2 separate regions of the Mus musculus genome follow, and region 1 is linked to region 2. A link is a loop called in an ENCODE intact Hi-C map of the cell type or tissue named here. Cell type or tissue: heart. All regions are shown on one strand. Each heading gives the region's core, and the rest is flanking DNA. Links, peaks and the distances in the headings are about the cores only.

Region 1 (10,666 bases), core at 1,828-9,827, 79 kb after region 2:
CTGCTCCTCGCTGTCTATGGCGCGCCCCGCGCCCTGGTGGCGGCTGCGGCTGCTGGCGGCGCTCGTCCTGGCGCTGGCTCTGGTCCCAGTGCCCTCAGCCTGGGCTGGGCAGACGCCGCGCCCCGCAGAGCGCGGGCCCCCGGTGCGGCTCTTCACCGAGGAGGAGCTGGCCCGCTACGGCGGCGAGGAGGTAGGCGGCGCGGCCTGGGCCGGCGGCTGTCCCGAGCTGACTGGTGGCGGGGACCCACGCGAGGCCGGGTGGAGGCAGGGCGTCGCCCTGACGCCCCACCCCGCGCTTCCTCCGCCCCGCCTTGTCGCTGTGGGTCTGAGTACAGACCTCAGACCCTTCTAGATTTTAGTGTGAGGGTGAGCTGGGGTCACACGGCCTACAGTTTGTGCAAAGTGACCGGCCTGAGAGTGCGCACTGAGCTAGGGGGGTCTGGGGCCGGCAGGATGATCCAAGCCTTTCCTTTCCTGCCCCGGTGTCCCGGGCCTACTGAAGCTCACCCTTCAGACCCCATTTAGTGTCTGGGCTGGTGGGGATGAACGCAAAGGAGGAAATAACACTACCCGATATGGGTAGCTGCTTTAGATGGGGAGGAAGCCTGAATCCAGTTAGGAAGAACCGGTCTCTTGGCATTGTAGTGATTCCAGGAATTAATCCCCTACCTTTACAGATAGGGAAACTGAGGCACGTGCTCAGTGGTACAGGAGGGAAGGACCCGTGTTGCTTCGCTGAATCTATGTGCCCTGAGCTCCCTAGCTTCGGTGTTAGCGAACCTTACATAGACCAAATATGCAAGGGTCTCTCCCAAAACAGATCTTTAGGGATGAAAGCTGAGGCCAGTGGTTCTCAGCCTGTGGGTCCTAAGACTGTCAGAAAACACAGATGCTTACATTAGGATTCATAACAGTAGCAAAATTACAATGATGAAGTAGCAATGGAAATCATTTTATGGTTGTGGGGGTCACCACCGCATGTGAAACTGTTTAGAGTTGCAGCGTTAGGAAGGTTGAGGACCGCTGCTTTTTTTTTTTTTCTGGCCGCGCTTGCTCCCGTCTATTTATTTATTATATACAAGTACAATGTAGCTGTCCTCAGACACTCCAGAAGAGGGCATCAGATCTCATTGCAGATGGTCGTGAGCCACCATGTGGTTGCTGGGATTTGAACTCATGACCTCTGGAAGAGCAGTCAGTGCTCTAAACTGCTGAGCTATCTCTGCAGCCCAAGAACTGCTGCTTTTGACCCACAGGTCCATAAGAACACAGGGATAGGAACATGGCGGGAATGTGAACGGGTGTTACCGGACAGCGGAGGGAACTCCCGGTATAGGCGCATGGGGAGAACAGTTAGCAAAGCTGGCCTGTTGTTCTGCCTAGCAAGGCAATCCACGCCTTACTGATGCGGGCGGGCGGGCTTCTCACTGCCTACACTGGGTGTGCAGTATGGTTTATGTGGAGCACTCTGCATCGGGGCACCCAGACTGGCTGGGGAAGAACCCAGGGTTTCTAGTGGGTAGAGGACCAGATCTTGGTCATTTGTTGTTGGCGAAAGAGATGGTGAGTGTTGTCATCATAAAAAGATAAAGTGGTATTAATATATGTTCTATGGGGGTGTGGTGAGGTGTGGGGGGAGGGGGTGCCTCAGTGGGCCCATGCTGATGCCGAGGCATCTCTTCATCTCTTCCCCCTGAGGGAAACACAACGGTATAGTGTAGAATAGAGTTTATTTAGGGCATGGAGAGGGAGTTAAGAGGGTAGGAGAGAGAGAGAGAGAGAGAGAGAGAGAGAGAGAGAGAGAGAGGAGGAGGAGGAGGAGGAGGAGAGAAGAGAAGAGAAGAGAAGAGAAGAGAAGATAAGAGAAGAGAAGAGAAAGAGAAGAGAAGAGAAGAGAAGAGAAGAGAAGGCCGGCCATGACCACATGGAGAGAGGGGGTTAGAGAATGAAGAGGGGGGAACAGGGGGACAAGGGTAAGAGAACCAGAGATCGAGGAGGGGGCAAGCAGCCCCTTTTATAGTGGGCCAGGTCTACCTGGCTGTTGCTAGGTAACTGTGGGGAGGAACATACTTGACTGCTGCCAGGAACAGTGAGGGTGGAATCCAGACAGAATACGAACATTCCCCCATTTTGGTTTAGTGTTGTGGCGCAAGCCTTTAATCCCAGCACTCAGGAGGCAGAGGCAGGCGGATTTCTGAGTTCGAGGCCAGCCTGGTCTACAAAGTGGGTTCCAGGACAGCCAGGGCTATACAGAGAAACCCTGTCTCAAAAAAAAAAAAAAAAAAAAAAAAAACAAAAAACCAACCAATCAACCAACCAAACAAACAAACTTAGAAAGAGGTGATGGTGAAGCAGAAATAGGGTGGATGTGATATCTGGCTGGTTCATGCTGACATTGGGGCGGCGTGTCTCTGGGGAACCTAGAGGGATGGGTATGGGGGATGTTTGTCTAGTCTTAAGAGAGCGGTCTGCTTCCTTGCTGTCCAGGGCCTGTGGAGCCATCTGAGGATAGGTCGGAAGGAACAGGTCCAGTAGAGTCTGTGTCTGTGAGGAGATTGGAGCATCTGAAGGTTGCTCCTCTGGAGTGGTCCTGGGTATAGTAAGCGCCTGGACTTGACAAGATGTTGAAACACATTATTATAGGTAGAGAAAAGATTAAGTATGTTTGGGAGAAAGAACAGTTTTTTAAGATGTCCAATTGAAACCCAGAGGAATCCCACCCGCTGGAACAGCCGATGTACGGATCTGGACGGAGCCTATGTGATCCATGAAAGGTAGATCTGAGTGGGTTTCCTGTAGCTTACAAGTTTATAAAAGAGATAGCAACATGAGTTAACCACACGAGCAGTCTTTAAGACGAGCCTTTTGTGGAGCAGAAGGAGCATGATTCAAAAGTTGGATCATATACTGGAATGTTTTATTAGAGTTAAGCAAATTTATAGGAGCTCAGATAATATCAGGACAGTGGCATAGCAAGAAGAGGAAATATGAAGTATTTAATGGAAACAGAGTTTAGTTTTTTTCTAGCTGTCAATGTAGTCAGAAGTCTGAGAAAGAATAAACAATAGTCTATCGGTTATATATCAGTTGTGTATTATTTAAAAAAATGAGAGAGTCCACTAGCCAACAGTTCTCTGTGGTCTCCATGGCAACTTGGGCAGAGTCAGTCTGGCTCTCCGGTGCAGAAGTCACAGGGCTTTTTCTCTGTGGAGTGGATGTGTGTGACATGAGGATTGGCTTACCTTGGTTTTAGCCATGTCATGTGACTCAGAGTATCCAGTCTTGTCCACTGCGTATTTCAGTGATTGTCACATCACAATCCAGTAGCTGTGTCCACATCTTCTGAGACTTTGTGGGAGAAACCGTTAGAAGCTTTTGGGGATTCTGTCCGTCATAAACTTAATAGTTGACAAACTTCTGACAGAATTGAGCACTATTGATTGGTTATAACTGACTAGAATTTATTAGCAGTTGTCAAGACAGGATAGGAAAGAGAATCTTAGGTAACTTTGACAGGTTGTGTAGGTAGAGAGAAGTATATTTTTGTATTAGCAAAGAAATATTTGGCTAGGGCTAGAATAAGAAAGCTGGCAGCAGTGGCATAAGACTGTGGTGACAGAAAACGAGTGAGTGCAGCCCTCTGCCGAGTTGTTTGCTTTCATCTATGTATGGGCAGGGTCTTGACACCCCCTCCCCCCAAGCACAGAACCCAAGGAAACACACACACACACAGACTCCAGAATGAGGACAGAGAAAAGACCCTAATTTTTCTATTTCATATTGTGGATGGAGACTTAACTCTGGAGAGCCATAGGCTTGAGGTGGGAAGAATCAGGCAAGGAGATGATTGAAACAGAGGAGTGCTATGGGCAGAGTTAGCAGAGCAGAGCATGTTGGAAATGGGTCTGGTCTGACTGCAGTCACAGGACATCACCTCTGCCCCCGCCCAGTTAGCATCATGGTTTCTGTGATGCAATACTTGGCCATGCTAAAGCTTATAATGGTATCCCGGGTTGGATTCTTGCTGTGCTGTGTGTTTGGCCCAAGTTACTAAGCACCACGGGGACCATATTTTCAACTGTATGGTGTTGACATCAGAGAGAGGGGGATACTATTACAGCAGTTTGCAGATGGCGGGGCTGTCTGACTAGGCAGGCTGTACCTGGAAGGAGGCTGGAATTCTTCAGGAGAAGGGCTTTCCTTCTTTCCTCCTCTTCCTCCTCCTCCTCTTCCTCCTCCTCCTCCTCTTCCTCCTCTTCCTCCTCTTCCTCTTTCTCCTTTCCTCCTCTTCCTCCTCCTCTTCCTCTTCCTCCTCCTCCTCCTCTTCCTCCTCCTCCTTTCCTCCTCTTCCTCCTCCTCCTCTTTCTTCTTCCTTCTTCTTCTTCTTCTTCTTCTTCTTCTTCTTCTTCTTCTTCTTCTTCTTCTTCTTCTTCTTCTTCTTCTTCCTCTCTCTCTCTCTCTCTCTCTCTCTCTCTCTCTCTCTCTCTCCTTTCTTCACAGGAGTGGTGTTCAGACAGGGTCTCCCTATGTAGTTCTGGCTGTCCTGGACTCACTATGTACACCAGGGTGCTTGAAGAATTCACAGAGATCTTAAAGCAAGCACCACCATGCCCTACTAGGTGGAGTTTCTTTTTCCTGGGGGAACCTCTTGGCCTTTCAATGGATTGGGGGCGGGCCATTGAAAGACTGTGACATAGTCCTTCAGGTAGAGTCACCTGACTGCAGATCTCAGCCTTGTCTGTCACACCTGGCTGAGTACTTCACTCCTGGATGGATATGTAAAACTCCCCCTCCCACGGCTACAGGGAGTACCTCGTCTACACAGGCATCTTGTGAAGACGAGATGGAGACACACAAAGTGCTTGGCACAGCGACCCTGAACCAGCCTCTGCGCCTGCTGACCTTATTATAAAAAGTTGAGAGTGTGCTGAGGAAAAGCTCACATTCAGGCACTTCCATTTTCTTTCACGTTCTATTATTTTCTCCCATCCCTTTTAGTCTGTTGATAAATCCCTGTTCCATGACCCTGAAATAGGTCGTGGGTGCTACCGGCAGTAAGAAGACCATGCCCTCAGAGCAGTTTTCTCTGAAAACAAACCAAAACCAAAACAACAACAACAACCCTAAAACCAAACCAAAACACCCACGCAGCTTTCCTCTTTTCCGAAGAGGTGCACAGAGGGCAGGTCTGGCTCCGCTCTGGGCCCAGAGACTGGTGAGGGACAGGAGCTCTGACCAATGTCTAAGTCCTCCTGCCGGCTGTGCCCACGCTCCACCTACTTCCTCTCTGCCCAGTTCTTCCGTGGCCCTGCATTAGAGCCGCTGGAGCACTTGTGGTCGTCCTCTGCTTAGCCAGAGGTAGGCAGGCCACGGCGTGTCCCAGGTGAAGGACAGTGAAGGTCCCTTCCTGTCGTACGAGCCCTGAGGTTGAGGAAGTTTGCCCCCCCCACCCCACTCATTCGCCCCTACAGTCCCAGAAGTTCTCTCTGGGCTAAGAGTGCCCTCTAGTGGTCAAGGGCGAGAAGGCGACCGGAGCCTTGTGTTCCAAAGCTCCAAGTTTGGTCCTGCCTTCTCTGATTCAGTCTATGCCCAATTCAACCTCCTTGGGCCCAAATAGCCTTACTCTGCAGGGTGTGGTGAGGCAAGCTTGGAATCCAAACCCTCAAGAGACATTCAGGAGAACTGAGTTCAAAGCCAGCCTAGGTTACAGAGCAAGACGGTGTCTCAACGCGCACACATTCACACTTGCACGCACGCAGGCACAGACCTGTGCACATAGGCACAACAAATAGCCTCACCCACAAGGGGAGTATTTCATCATCTAGGGTCCTTCCAGCTTAACTTCAAAGTCCCTGTGTACAATTTTGGAATTACATTTTTGTTGTTTCCTTTCTTGAGACAAGGTCTCATGGTTTGACCCTGTGTCATAGGCTTTCTGTTGCTGTGATACAATGCAGTAACCGTGACCAAAAGCAACTTGGGAAGCATACAGTTTATTTCCTCTTACACTTCTAGGTGACACAAGTCTTTTTTGATTATCTGATTCTTCACTACTCCCCCCCCACCCCCGAGAAAGGGTTTCTCTGTGTAGCCCTGGCTGTCCTCTGTAGACCAGACTGGCCTTGAACTCAGAAATCTGCCTGCCTCTTCCTCTCAAGTGCTGGGATTAAAGGCGTGCGCCACCACTGCCTGGTAACTTTACAACTTTTAGAACTTAGATCAGGCTCTTCTGTCTTGTGTTCTTCTCTCTGAGGTGCCAGCTGCCAAAACGATGTTCAATCCCTTTGTAGCTACTGACCAAAGTCTGAACTGGAAAAGGCATTCCAATGTCCCTTCCCAGGTGGTGGTGGTGGTGGGGGAGGCCATGTCTTCCCCTCTTTCTGGAGAGCAGACAGGAGTATATGTTCCATTAATACCCTTTGAAAGGGTGGCAAAGGGCATGTGAGGACACCACAAAGGTCCAGGTTCACAAGAAGAAAGGTCACCACAGTCCATGGGGTTGTGGTGTAAGCTGCCCTCTGCACCAGTGACTTCCTCAGTGCCTCAGGCCTCTCCCCTGCTCCTCACACCTCCCCCCCTGCTTTCCAGGAGGATCAGCCCATCTACTTGGCAGTGAAGGGAGTGGTGTTCGATGTCACCTCTGGGAAGGGTAAGTGGCTCATCACTTCTGGGGAACTCGGGCAGAGCAGGTGCTTGGAGGGATGAGGCAGGGGTTCTGTCAGGCAAGGCCTTTCCTTCCCTCTGCAAGGCCGGTTGGAGCTGAGCCTTGTCAGGGTTTCACCAAAACAGGTCCATGGACTTAGTGCTCCATTGATGCCTCATTTCTACTTGAAGGGCAGTGTGTTCAAACCCCATGAGCACTCTGTTAGAAGCCAGAAGAGTGTCCCTTGGCTAAGAGTTGCTGTTGTAGAAGTGGCAGAACCTTTCAGTACCATGCAGTAGCTTCCCTGACTGTATCTACTCTACTACCAGGAGGTGGGTTTTCACTACTCCTCTAAGTCCACATGGTAGAAGACTTGAGTTCCTGAGATGTTTAAGACCGGAGGCTCTTCTTGTCTATGCTTGTGTATACATACACACACACACACACACACACACACACACACACACACACACACACAGAGACCACACAAAAGCACACACCTTATATACAGGTAGACAGACAGACACACACAGACAAACACACCACATAGGCACACTTTCAAACAAACTATACACACACACACAAACACAGAGACAAACTCATCACACAGACATACACACATTCTAAAGACAGACACACAGGCACACATATAAACACACTCTTTCTCTCCATATATATATATGTATATATATATATGTATATATACACACATATACATATATATACATATATATAATATATATACACACAGAGAGAGACACACTACAGACATACACCCTACAGACAGACAGACAGATAAATAGACAAACACACACACACACACACACACACACACACACACACAGTATTTAACCCAGGGCTTTATGTACCAATGAGCCACATCCCTAGCCTCTCTCCCCCTTTAAGAATACTTATTTTGAGGCAGGCATAGGCTGGTCTTGAATTTGCAGTTCTACACCAGCTTCCTTTCTAGCTCTGACTACAGGCCTGCATCATTAAGCATAACTTACATTTTAATTTTTTTAAAAAAAGGTTTGTTTATTTATTTACTTTATATCTATGAATACACTGTAGCTGTCTTCAGACACACCAGAAGAGGGAATCGGATCCCATTACAGATGGTTGTGAGCCACCATGTGGTTGCTGAGAATTGAATTCAGGACCTTTGGAAAAGCAGTCAGTGCTCTTAACCACTGAGCCATCTCTCCAGCCCCCTACATTTTAGTTTTTAAAGAGACTTCATTGAGTGTTTTCTGCAGTCTCTCAGCTGACAGGTGTGTTCTGGGTAGGTGCAACACCATAAGTTTGCCTGGGCCTCCCATCTGCCCTGTGAAGTTCATCTTCAGAACTATAGCCTTTCCAAGAACTGGGGAGTCTGGAGAACCCCCCAACCCCTGGCTTCCATCCATGCATACCCACACTCTTCCTTCCGCCCTGCTGCAGAGTTTTATGGACGAGGAGCCCCCTACAATGCCTTGGCCGGGAAGGACTCCAGCAGAGGTGTGGCCAAGATGTCACTGGATCCAGCAGACCTCACTCACGACACTGTAAGCCGGATAAGCCTTTGTCAAAACGTTCCGTTCCCATTCTGTGGGGTTTATTCTTGGTTCTCAAGACAGAGTGTCACTATGTAGCCCTGTCTAGGCTGGAAATTTCTAGGTAGACCAGGATGGCCTCAAACTCACAGGACTGCCAAGGGCTGAGATTAAAGGTGTGTACCACTGAGCCCAGTTGTTTTTAGTTTTGTTTGTTTTGTTTAAGTCTCTGGATTAATCAGACTTCTTTTATTACTCTGGATTTGAATGTAGACATCCCCAACCCCCGACACACACACACACACACACACACACACACACACTAGGCAAATGCCTTACCACTGAACAAGCTCCTTGGCCCACAAAACTTCTTAATAAGCCTATTAATTAGCGTATGTGGCTTGGTAGCCAACTGCTCTCTGGGTCACCCTATTTAGGAGCCTCTGTTGGCTTTTCACTGCCTACAGACTTAAGTCCAAACTCTGTGGACTCGTCAGCTGGGCATCTGTGTGCGCTGCACACATCTCTGAGTCCTGCTCTTGGTAGTTGCCGAAGCTTAGTGGATGGACTTGGAGAATCAAGGCCCCTCCCTGTGCTCATGCTTCTGTGCAGAAGACCACAGCATGTTAAAAGTGGGCCTGGTTATAGCACGCCTGTAGTCCCAGCACTCGGGAGGCAGAGGCAGGCGGATCTCTGAGTTCTGAGGCCAGCCTGGTCTCCAGAGTGAGTTCCAGGACAGCCAGGGCTACACAGAGAAACCCTGTGTACTGGCTAGTTTTGTGTCAACTTGACACAGCTGGAGTTATCACAGAGAAAGGAGCTTCAGTTGAGGAAATGCCTCCATGAGATCCAACTGTAAGGCATTTTCTCAATTAGTGATCAAGGGGGAAAGGCCCCTTGTGGGTGGGACCATCTCTGGGCTGATAGTCTTGGGTTCTATAAGAGAGCAGGCTGAGCAAGCCAGGGGAAGCCAGCCAGTAAGGAACATCCCTCCATGGCCTCTGCATCAGCTCCTGCTTCCTGACCTGCTTGAGTTCCAGTCCTGACTTCCTTGGTGATGAACAGCAATGTGGAAAGTGTAAGCTGAATAAACCCTTTCCTCCCCAACTGCTTCTTGGTCATGATGTTTGTGCAGGAATAGAAACCCTGACTAAGACACCCTGTCTCAAACAAACAAACAAAAATTTATATAGTAATATCCACAACATAGTATAGTAATTTTTATATAGTAAATGCTACAATTGCCTGGCATTCACCTGAATTGTGCTTATCAAATCAATATAAAAAATTGTGAGAAGTCAAATTCTCTTTTTTTAGATTTATTTATTTATTATGTATACAGTGTTCTATCTGCATGTGTGCCTGCAATTCAGAAGAGGGCACCGGATCTCATTACAGATGGTTGTGAGTCACCATGTGGGTGCTGGGAATTGAACTCATACCTCTGAAAGAACAGCCAGTGCTCTTAACCTCTGAGCCATCTCTGCAGCCCAGTGAGTCAACTTCTTAAGCCACAGCATTATAGAAAGAAATTAGTGGGAAGGGTTTAGTCTGCCTTCCATACCGTAACAAAATATCTAACACAAATAACCTTTTTAAAAATGAATTTTTATTTCGTTGTATGTGTGTCTATGTGCACCACTGGCATGCACGTACCTGTAGAGGCCAGAAGAGGGCACCAGATCCCCTGAAACTGGAGTCAAAGGCAGTTTGGAGCTAGCTGCCTGATGGGCGTGCTGGGAAGAAAACCTGGGTCCTCTCCAAGAGCAGAAAGTGCTCGTAACCACCAAGCTGTCTCTCTAGACGTCTAAGTAACATCTAAAGAGAAAGGGTTTACTCTGGAAGCTTCAATCCAGGACTGACTGATCTCAGAGCTCGAGCATGTGGCAGAGAAAGCCCATGCTCCTTATGACCAGGAAGCAAAGGAGAGAGTGAAGTGTCTTGTGTCCCACAGTTCCTCTGGAGGGCACACTCTCAATGTAAGGATCTCATACTAGGCCACGCCCCTTAAAAGCACCATCACCTCCCAGTAACTTCACCCTGGAGACCAAACCATTGACACATGGACCTTTCACCAAGGGGCATCCTCAGTCCAGGTTACAGCAGATGCTGTACTTAAATGTTTAATAACGACAGAGAGGTGGGCAGGCTGCAGTGCTGCCCACCCAGGACTGGGTGTTCTGTGGAAGATACTTCCTGTGTCAGCTGACCAGCAAAACTGATGAGGCCATTGCTCCCCTGCTCACACACCCTGCTCACACACCCAGCACTCTCTCTGTACAGACACTTTGTACCCACACTCTGCTCTCACAGAACACACGCAGACTCTGTTCACACACCCTGCACACACAGAGACTCTGCTCACCGCCCCCCACAAACACTCTGCTCACACCCCCCACACATGCATCCTGCACTAACATCCTGTAAACACTCCTCACTTACCCTCTGTGTACATACCCTGCATACCTAGAGCTGTTTCTTTAAAAGT
Region 2 (10,666 bases), core at 1,580-9,579:
CGGCCGGTGGGCGCGGGAGGCTGAGCGAGGGCGACGCTCCAGGGATCCAAGGATCCAAGGATCGGGGTACGGGTGGCCGCCCCGGGCGATGAGGGGCCATCGCTGACAGGAGAACGAGCGCTCGGCAGCGGCTCGCGCGGACCCGCGATGGAAGCGCCCCGGGAGGAGGCTCCCGGCCGGGCGGACAGCGCGGGCGGCAGCCGCTGAAGACCTGTCCGGACTCCGCGCGCTAAGGGGCCGCGAGGCGCGCCCGGCGTCCGCACCCGCGCGCTCGCCCCAGCCGTCCAAACTTCGGGCTCGCCTCCGCCCGCCCTCGTCGCCGGGCGTCAGCAACTTGTGCGGCCCGCGCGCCCCCGCCCTCCCCTCCGCCAGCCCCGGGAGGCGGCCGCGCGGCGCGGGGATGCGGCCGTGAGGCGCTGTCGGGTGAGGAGCAGCTCGCGGAGCGCGAGGGCGGCGCGGCCGGGGCCCGGGGCGCAGGGGCGCAGGCCCGCCGTGCCCGTCCCCCGCCGATTGCCCGGGCCAGCCGCCGCGGGAGGCGCCGATCGCCCGGGTCGCCGAGATGTCGTCGCCGTCGCCGCCCGCACCAGTTGCCTGCGCCGCCATCTCGGCCTCGGAGAAAGTGGACGGCTTCACCCGGAAATCGGTGCGCAAGGCGCAGAGGCAGAAGCGCTCTCAGGGCTCGTCGCAGTTCCGCAGCCAGGGCAGCCAGGCGGAGCTGCACCCCCTGCCCCAGCTCAAAGGTAACCCCCGGCCGCCCCTGGCCCGCGCTCCCGGGGCAAGCCCTACTCCCCTTCCCACCTGCGCGCTTGCCCCGCCTGCCCTTGCCTTGGCGATTTCAGGGTCCCCAGAGGTACCTGCGCTCCCTTCCCTCGTCCAGTCTTTCGACTCCCTGCCTCGCTGAGCCTCAACCCTGGTTTTCTCCAAGCTTAGCTAGTTCTTCTCTTTCTCTGTTTGTCCCTCAGTTGTCACATCCAGGGTCCAAACAAACTGCTGCCGAGTTAGCTGGCCTTTAGACGTAGCTATATAGAACTAGCTTAAAACCGGGACCAGGTGACAGATCTTACTGTCTCGTTAGACGTAAATGTTATACCTCAGAAGACCTCGATTGTCTTTGGAGAGGTTATGAAGGAAGAGTAATTTCTTTGCCGTGGAACGGGAACTTGGTTAGCGCGGCTATGCTTCCAAGGACTTTGTAAGGTTTTGTAAGTAATTCAGATTGGTATCCGTGCCTAATGCCTCGCAGGAGTGCTTGGCACTCCTTTTGGCTCTCTTTTCTCACCCGGTTTGGAGGCTTTTCATGAGTTGTTTACTGGCGTTCTTGCTTATTCTTTGAGAATTACTGGCTTTTAATTTAATAATTTTACGTCTTTGCATTTTATGAGCTAGATGTCATTAATGGAAAAGATGTTTATGTTCCTAGATATTTAAGAAATTCTTTGCAACCTGATAGAAACCTAGAGAATGAGTCACAAGGCCAAGAAATAAAAGAAAGGCTCATGCCAAAATAGATAAATGATCAGCAGATTTTTCAATTCTTTTGACAAAGATCCAGCATCCCTTTCAAGGCCAATCTGGTTGTGATTTGTCTTTGAGTCTATGAATCCTGACTTAGTTTGGCAAGGAGTGTAAAGAAAACCCTAGATCAAATCAACAGTTGACCAGCAACAGCTTGGAACCCCATTTAAACTCTACATCTGCCTCTCGGGGTGCTTCTGAATTAAGGATATACCACTGGTAGAATCACACAGACTTTTGAAAATAGTTTATGTTAGGTGTGTGGTGTCTCATTTGTTGCTTTATTGCTCTTTACCATACTAGAATTGTTCAAATTGATACAGCACTGTCAGTGGAGTGCAGCCATAGCCTAAAATAACTCTGTCCTACCTGTTAGGATAGTGAATTGCTACTCAGAGGTTTAAGCTTTTATACTTAATTAAGAGTTATTTTATCCTTTGTTTTTCATTAGTTTATCCTGTTAATTTTAGTTTGAAGTCTCGATACTAGCATTTTTCTTATGTATCTAATTTGCTAACGTGGTTTTCTTCTTCTTAGTGTTGTACTTCTTAGTTCCTCTGCTAGTAATTGAATTTTAAACATCTGGTTAGTCTTGAGATGCCTCTGTAGTAGATTTTGCCTTTAAGACGGACAGAAATCCACAGAATCAGTAATCAGACTCAAAGTTACCTGATGTTTGGTTGAAGATGTAGCAGGAACTGCCAATGTTTTCACATACAGAATTTGGTCAGTAGTAGAAAGAAATTGAAATTTGCGTGTATAGTGTTCCCCATAAGGTATTATTCATGATAAACTGATGCAGATTCGATTGAGGAAGTAAAACTTTTTACTTGAAAATAAAATCCTCAGGAAAAACTGCTTTAAATCCAGTTGTCAAAATGCTTGAAAAGTGATTTTTTTTTTTAATGGAGTTGTCTTACTTGGTGCTTTGGCAGTGCCCTTGATACCACCGTGTTGAGAGTTTTTTCTGTCAGTAGTATTTTCCCCCAGTTGTGGGTTTTAGCAAAAACAACAGCAGAAAACCCTTTCGTATGAAAGAGAAATTTTCTTAACTGCTCTGAAATACAATCTCACTGGTTGTGGAGTGATTCAGATATCCATGGGCATCCAAGATCTTTCAAGTATTTTATATCAACCAACCTGCTTGCTTACACTTTGTCCACATGCATCTGAACTGGAAAGGTGCCAAGGAGTTTTGTTAGAAACAGACTCTGAGTAAGATTAACAAAACAATCCAACCTTTTCAGTTTATTTTTGCAAAACCTTGTAGGTGAGTGGGTTGCATGATTTTTAAGGCTGAAAATGTTAAAAATAAATAGTGTAAGTTCCTCTGAGGGCTAGATGCTAGAAAATAAAACCAGGATCAGTATATGTGAATCACCTTTTCTGGTCTTGAAACTTGTGTTCTTGTAGGTTGTAATTTTTTTACCTAAAACTTGTTATTTCATAATGAACAATTCAGGAACTTGTTATTTAAGATAGGTCATCTTTCAGTGTTTAGCCTATTTTGGTTTAAATTTCTGAAAGGATTGGCTTGGTAAAATAGCTCCTTTACGTGTATAGACAGCTTAGTATTTCAAATAATTATCTTTGAAAACAAAACAAGACAATATTGCCTATGACAATTGGAACAACCAAAAACTGTGTGTCATTAATTCTTGTTATGTGCCTTTTCAATCTACTATAGTAATGCTATTATGCTGTTATCTAACAGTCTGGGGCTCAGTGTATTTTCACAAATATCTTTTTTTTTTTTTTTTTTTTTTTTTTGAGGTTTGAACAGGTTAGTTTCGGACCTGTGATTATCTAGATGGTGTTTCTTCTGACTTTGGGACTTTGGTCAAATGCCAGTAGTTTTGCTGTAACTCATTTTACATAAACTTCAAGTAGTATGGTTGAGAAAGTCTGGCCAGGAGAGGTCGTTACAGTAGAAAGTAAGTTTTTGATCTTTCTGAGTTATTTTCCTTATCAGTAAAGTGGGAATAATACTATCTCCCAGGATTGGAGAGAGTAAATGAAATAATTTAAGTGCCTGGAAATAAGCAAAGCAAGCTAGCTTCCATTCTCTTGTGTTTGAAATACAGGTTAAAATATTTTAAATGAGTAATTGTTAGTAGTGCTTAAATAAAAGCTTTCCTGGAATATTACTTTTAATTATGTGTGCGGGCGTATGAGTAGTGTCTGTAGAGCCCAGGGGTAATGGATGCCCTGGAGTTGGTCTTACAGGTGGTTGTGAATAGCTCTAACTTAGGTTCTAGGAACTGAGCTGCGGTCCTCTGGGAGCAGTACATACTTTTAACCTAGGGGTCTATCTATCCAGCCTGTAGTAATAATTTCTTACCAAGAAAAGGAATCAAATTAGTCACTATGACTATACAGACACACATTTCTCTTAGTAAACAGCAAGGAGCAGAAACTGATTTTGAGATTGAACTCTTCTTGAGATAAAGAGTGGCTGGAAAGATGGCTCACTGGTTAAGAGCACTGGCTTTTCCAGAGGACCTAGGTTCTGAGCCCAGCACCCATCTGTAACAACAGTACCAGGGGATCCAAAGCCCTCCTCTGACCTGTGAGGACACCAGGCACACAAGGGGTTTACAGACATACACCCGCACACAAACAAACAAACAAACAAATTAAAAAAAAAAAAGATGAGGTAAAAAACTTTCAGAGAATCATTCAGTTTCATTGTTGATCTCTGAAAAACTAAGGCCAGAACATTAATGCTGACTGAAGTTAGCTTGCAGTTGCCTGCTTAGAATTAGGGGGAAGTCTATGCACATGTTTTGTTGAGGTAGTGATCTTCTGAGTGAATTGTGACAGAATTAGGGTTTTTTTTAAGTTGATTTGGGGAGGGGCACCACTACTACTACTCTTTTAACGTTTAAGGTTCATGGATATTCAGTTATTTATCCAAACACAACATTTTTGTAAATAGGAAAAATACTAAGGTAAAGTTGAAATTCATCTGCACAAGTTAAGAGAAATGCTTTAACTGGCTATAACATTTCAGTTGTTTAGGGACTGTTTTCTAACTTGTCATAACCCTTCAACAAGAAATAATTTTTAAAAAAACTTTTAAAGAATATACTTAGAGAAATTGCTCAATATTGTGTCTAGTGCTAGTCTTCATATGAGGAAAATCTTTCTCCTTTAAGGCTAACGTCTTCAGAATTCCTATTTACGATCATATCCCCACCTCATTTTTTTTTTTTTTGGTCATCTTTATTAATTTCTGTGTTATTTTTGGAATCATCTAATTGAGTAAAGTGATAAATTAGGAAAATACATCTAACAAGTTGGTGAGACCATTGGAGTAGAGCGCTGTCCTGTAAATAGCAGATTTGAATTGTCTCCCTGCTTCAGTGATGACTCACAGTCGCTTGGGGCTAGCTGTTTAACCCCTGTGAACTTACTGTTTTCCACCTGTAGGAATAATGTTCTCCTTGATAAAGGCCTGTGATGATTGTATTTAGGTTATTATTGCCCCTTTGAGTTTTAGAGTCAAAGGTTTAGCTACAAAATAATATATTTGGGAAATAATAGGTTTTTGTGCTTTGCTTTGTTTTTTAATTTGGCTTTTAACATTGTAGCATATGCAGTAGAGTCTGGGTGTTAAGGACTGTGCTACACAGTATAGTCCTCCTTAGGCACTTGGAAAGCTTAAAAAATATCCTCTCCTGGCCTATATCCCTCAGAGTCTGCTAATTGGTCTAAGGTGGAATCTAGGCTTGTTTGTTTTTTAAAACTGCCAGGGTGATCCTCATGTGCAGTTAGGAGTGGGGGCCAAGCAGCACAAATTTAGTGTCTGCTGGATTAATTCATTCATTGAAGCTTTGTCTTTCTCTTTGGTACTCATGGTTCCTTACTCTCCGCCCATTAACTTTTCCTGCCCTCACTTCACCCTCTGGTATTTACAATTTACTCTTTTAACTCTGCTGCCCTCTATGGCTGGCTAGTCGGCACTGTTCTGAGTTTTCATATGATAAGATTCTGTTAGGTCTTGTTTGATATCTAAAGAAAGCCCAGCTGTTGTCATCCAGTGCCAGGAGATCAGGTGTTTGCTCGCTTGCTTTTGTTTTGTTGTTTGGAGTTGAGATTGAGTAGGCAACAAACATTTGGGAACACAGTAGATGTTGGCTTAGCTTTAATTTCATTTTTCGGGATCACTGGTGATGACGCCAATTGCTTTGGAGTACCAAACTGTTGTCTTCTATCTGAGGTCTTCTCTTTCTTGAAGATCTTAGCCTAATATTTCTACTGGGTATATTAAAATATAATGGTGGTGTACACTGTTTCTCCTGCCACCAGAGTCAAGCAGATCTCTGAGTATGAGACCATCCTGGTTTACATAGCAAATTCCAGGCCAAGCAAGACTGCATAGTGGACCTATCTTTAAAAAACAAAACAAACAAAACTAATGGGAAAGTGAGCTGTTGAATTTAACTGTTTTGCGTCATGTCTTATATTTATTTTTTTATCAAGTGTTTTCTTCCAGCGATTTTTTTCATGTTGATGTTCAACTTAATCTTGACCATGGCTCTTTGTGGAAGGTAGCAGTGAGGCTCCAGAGCCGCTTTTAGTTCATTTTCCTAGTTTGTCTTTGGCCTTTCTACTAACCACTCTGGATAATACTACCATTTGTTGATTTGTTGTGGGTGAATGTTCAGTTGATATTTAGTAGTTTGCTCCCTGGAATGAGATGGTAAATTTTATTTTGCAAAAGTAGATTTTTTTTTTTCAAAACACATAGTACCAAGTACAGTATAATAAATGTCATGTAGACACAGTCGCTATTTTGATAAAATTCTCCTTGGTTGTCTTTTAGTCACCTACCTTCCTGCATTGATAGTGCTTTTGCCAGAATGTTCAATATTGACTATGAGACCCGTTCTTTTTTGTTTGCTTTGTGTTTTAATATATTTATGCCTAAAACAGTTAAGCTAAGTAAATGAATTCTGATTTCCTAGTACTTTGATAATCGTAAAGAATGAGTAAGGCTCTGGCTTGGTCTAAGGTATGTGTGCTGCTGAAGTGAGCACAGCAAATGCCAGATTAAAGCAAAGGAAACTGCCCTTGCGTCTGACATAGCGTGACCCAGCACTGATGTTCTAGGAAAGCAGTTGTGTACAGTTGTGTGGAATAAAATCAGATAAGCTGAAATAGTTTGTATCTATGATTTATATTTTTTCTCTTTATTTTTTTGTGGTAAGATCTCATGGTGTATTCTGGACTGACCTCAGACTCACTACTGTGTAGCCCAGATGGGCCTTGAACTCATGATTCTCTTTCCTCCCGTGTGATGGGATTACAGGCCTGCAGGACCTTGCCTGGCTAGTTTATATTAATCTCTACATTTGAGGTGCAGTCTTAATTTATGAGGATGTACTTGAAGGAAATAAAAGAAACAGATCTAAAATCTATAATTACTTTTAGTACATTATTGTGTGACAAGAAAACCTAATTGCTGGAAGTTTGACATGACAGGCTGGGTTTATGTAAAATAGACTCTGCTTGTCGGAGCAGGATAATTGAATAATAAGCAGTTTCGAGACTTTTTATGTGTATCTTAACTTTTAACTCTTTGCTGAAGGACTTTGTTTCCGTGAGCTTTTTGAGTGAGTAATGAAAAGTTTTAGAAATGTTATTTTGATTCACTTTCCTGTAAAGAAACTTACTAGGTTTTATTTGGTCATGTCAGTCAGTGTAGTTTGCTGACTATGGTAGGTTTACATGATCTAAGAGAACCTATTTCTTTCTTTCTTTTTTCCTTTTTTTAAAAGATTTATTTATTTATTTATTTATTTATTTATTATATGTAAGTACACTGTAGCTGTCTTCAGACACTCCAGAAGAGGGCATCAGATTTTGTTACGGATGGTTGTGAGCCACCATGTGGTTGCTGGGATTTGAACTCAGGACCTTTGGAAGAGCAGTCGGCACTCTTAACCACTGAGCCATCTCACCAGCTCCCGAGAACCTATTTCTTTTTTTTTTTTTTTGTATATACAAAACACGAAGATATTGCTTCACTTGCAGACAGGTTCCTGACCAGACACGGAGACGAGACAGAGAAGTGGGGATGGACAGAGGAGAGCGCTGCGTGCAGAGGAGGAGGGAGAGGGGGCAAGGGTGTCTTCTCCCAGCATAAATCTACAGGCAGGAGCAGGAGTGCGCAGGCCTGGGAATGCTGGAGGCCGTGCTGGCACTGGCTATGGTGGTGTAGGCAGGAGGCAGAGCCCAGAATGTCCACCTGCTCAGCCTCTGATGCCTGGCTCTTCAGGTATCAGCTCAGAGAGAGTTTGGGATGAGGATACAGGGCCAGCTGGTCAACTGGCCAGAGAGGAAAGGCGGTTTCGATCTCTGGAGTCTGGAAAACAGGAGAAGCAGGCTCCTTCCACTCATCTTCCTCACCTCTGGCTGGCCCTGTCCATCCTACCAACCTCCCTATCCTGTCAAGATGCCCACAATATCCAAGAGCAGGTACATAAACAAGGGGCTTTTAGCTTCTCTTGAGCAGGCAGGACAGGAGAGGCCACTGGACTCCTGCTCTTCCTGGGCCATTGGGCTGGCAGGCGGAGCTCACTTGGAGGGTGGGAGCAGCCTGTCCTAGAGGGACAAGGGAGGGGCCGGGAGGACACTGGTGAAGGGCTGGCCAAGGATCGAGGACGTGCACGCACGCTGGGTCAAAGTGCAGGGCAAGCCGGGCAGTGGTGGCGCACGCCTTTAATCCCAGCACTTGGGAGGCAGAGGCAGGCAGATTTCTGAGTTCGAGGCCAGCCTGGTTGACAGAGTGAGTCCCAGGACTGCCAGGGCTACACAGAGAAACCCTGTCTTGAAAAACCTGTCTTTTGGAGATGCTGTGTGTAGGCTATAAGAACTTTCTCATACTGTGGCTACATTAGCATAGCACTGTCTTTTCCACTGGTCCCCCCCCAATTTGAAAGCAGGAGATAAAGTGGTCTGCGATAACTGGGACTTGCACATGGACTTAATTAGGAGAATTCATCAAACACTTAACTGATTTTAGTCTCCTAGAGTTTCTGGAGGAGATGAAACTGGACAATGACGTAGCATTGTTGCGCGCACTCAACTGGCCAGGAAGAACGACGCTGCAACAGGATCCTTCTGCACACGTTTATTCAGTCCTGTTTCTTCTTGTTTATATCTCCCTTGTTTATATCTCCCTTGTTTATATCTCCCCTGTTTATATCTCCCTGTTTATATCTCCCTGTTTATATCTCCCTTGTTTATATCTCCCTTGTTTTTATATCTCCCTTGTTTTTATATCTCCCTTGTTTATATATCTCCCTTGTTTTTATATCTCCCTCGAGCCCTGGGCCTCTCACTCTTTTATACTCTCAGTTCCCATCCACGCACAGCAGGCCACGCCACCTCACCAGGCACGCAGCTTCAGCTAATCAGGGCAGCAGGGGCAAATCTCCATCAAATTGGATTCACCTGTATCCTGGTACACCTGCGCAGCACTCAAGATGTTTGTGTCTTATATGAGGAAGTCAGGTGCAAGTCATATGACTTAGCTGCAGTCCCTGGCGCCTTTGGGACTGCCGCCACACCCGCTCCCCACAATTCCCCCTTTTTTCTTTTTTGGCAGAGAGAATGTCTGTAGATAGCCCCCCGCAACCATGCCCCTTACCCGTCCTTGGGTGACAAACAGCATTGGTTTGATCCCTGTCTTAGGTTGGTGACATGCCCAGGGAGTCTTATCACTGACTACCTCTCTATCATGCCAAGCCACACCTGGGGAGATTGTGTTTTGCTTGTGGCAGGTGCATCAAAAGGCCAGGATGTTAATTAACTTATGGCCAGATCTTAATTGCTGCAAGCAAGCCTCATGGGTGAAGGTAGAGGTCTGATCCCCCGTGTGCAAGCATAGGGGCCCTACACAAAACCATCCCTTAGGCTCATCACCCAGAGAGGTCTTGGCCAGCTCCCGTGTCGTTTTTCCTGGGGGAAGGGAACTAGGACACTGAACCTTCATGCAATCAGACATGCCTTCCACAGGATGCCAACAGCAAGCTATCCTCTGTGCAGTGCTTAGCCTCGCACCCCACGGCATAACGCAGCATAATTTCTTTTAGAGCGGCAAACCGAATCTGAGGAGATTGTCCCGCCTCCACTGCAGCAAAAGCCTACGCTACCATGGCGAAAGTGCGGGCCGCACACTCTGCACCTAACACATGTGCCAAACACAAAACACACACACACTATAACAAGCATACATCCCAGGGCTCTCATCCCCGCTCATCTTCCCTGAAGCAAGGGATAGATAGCCAGAGGGGCTATCTCTTTAAGGGGAATTCAGGGATCAAAAAGCGTGGAAAATTTTGAATGTCATGTCGAGCTGGTATCGGCTTCTGGAATACCGAAAGGATCTCTCATCTCGGCTCCATCCTTTGTGCTTGTGGGATCATCCACCACATCCACAGGGGCAACTGGATCAGGAGCCTCATTCTTGCAGCGTCTCACCAATCTCTCCGGCACGAAAAGAGGTTCCGTCTGGTCCTGTGGGAACACACAAACAGACCCTCTCGCCCACGTCAACACCTGATCTGGTCGATCCTCTCCAAATCTCCAGACAGAAGGTCCACCTACAGGTGGCTGCTGAGGAGGCATAGGGAGAGGACGCAGAAGCTAATTCGCCTTCCTCCTCCACCTCTGCTCTTATATTTTGTCCTTTCTGTCCACCTGATAACACTGTGTCTCCTTTCTTTTTCTTTTTTCTTTTTAAGCCCTTCTCCTCTTCCGACATATTTTCTTGTTGCTCTATAAGGATTTTCTGACCTGTCTTGACTGCCTCTACACACAGTTTCAAACAGTAACAGAGTCCATATATCAGAACAAACAAGACCAAAACTATCAGACCTACCCACAAAGGGTCAATGGAAGAAAAAAGCATAACTACACAGCGAGGATCTATTGATCACTACACTGAGGTTATCATAGTTCCTTAATCTGTCCTGAAACCGTGAACCTTAACTTGTCCCAAAGCCGGGAACCTTTTGTTACCTTGTGCCTGCTTGCTGGCAACTTTATGCTCACCTCTATTTTATCAGAGGTCCTTCCCAAACTCCTGGGTTACTTTGTGCCTACTTCCTGGCAACTTTATGCTCACCTCTATTTTATCCGA

What was found. Hi-C counts contacts between places; a loop is a spot of excess contacts. Peaks named below come from ENCODE experiments on the same cell type or tissue, not always from the same donor. Only the 100,000 strongest peaks of a DNase experiment are listed, where the experiment ranks them.
Region 1: a loop joins it to region 2, with 9 times the contacts of the local background. A loop is called at or near these places in 9 of 42 quality-filtered maps.

The regions. Positions count from the first base shown.
Region 1 is chr1:191,307,443-191,318,108 of GRCm38, reverse strand. It overlaps Nenf (neuron derived neurotrophic factor), which reads left to right. Exons shown (of 4, transcript NM_025424.3): 1 at 1-190; 2 at 6,589-6,649; 3 at 8,087-8,190. The coding sequence starts at 17. Among named protein-coding and RNA genes, the nearest start is that of Nenf, 5.4 kb to the left of the region's middle. In heart, for the core only: a CTCF peak has its summit at 5,516 (motif pointing left); DNase peaks (open chromatin) are centred at 3,992, 4,731 and 5,268; H3K4me3 peaks cover 1,194 bases; H3K27ac peaks cover 1,224 bases.
Region 2 is chr1:191,386,310-191,396,975 of GRCm38, reverse strand. Ppp2r5a (protein phosphatase 2, regulatory subunit B', alpha) reads left to right here. Exons shown (of 13, transcript NM_144880.4): 1 at 1-740. The coding sequence starts at 560. It also overlaps the pseudogene Rab11b-ps1. Among named protein-coding and RNA genes, the nearest start is that of Ppp2r5a, 5.4 kb to the left of the region's middle. In heart, for the core only: a CTCF peak has its summit at 5,466; a DNase peak (open chromatin) is centred at 5,455; H3K4me3 peaks cover 1,840 bases; H3K27ac peaks cover 730 bases.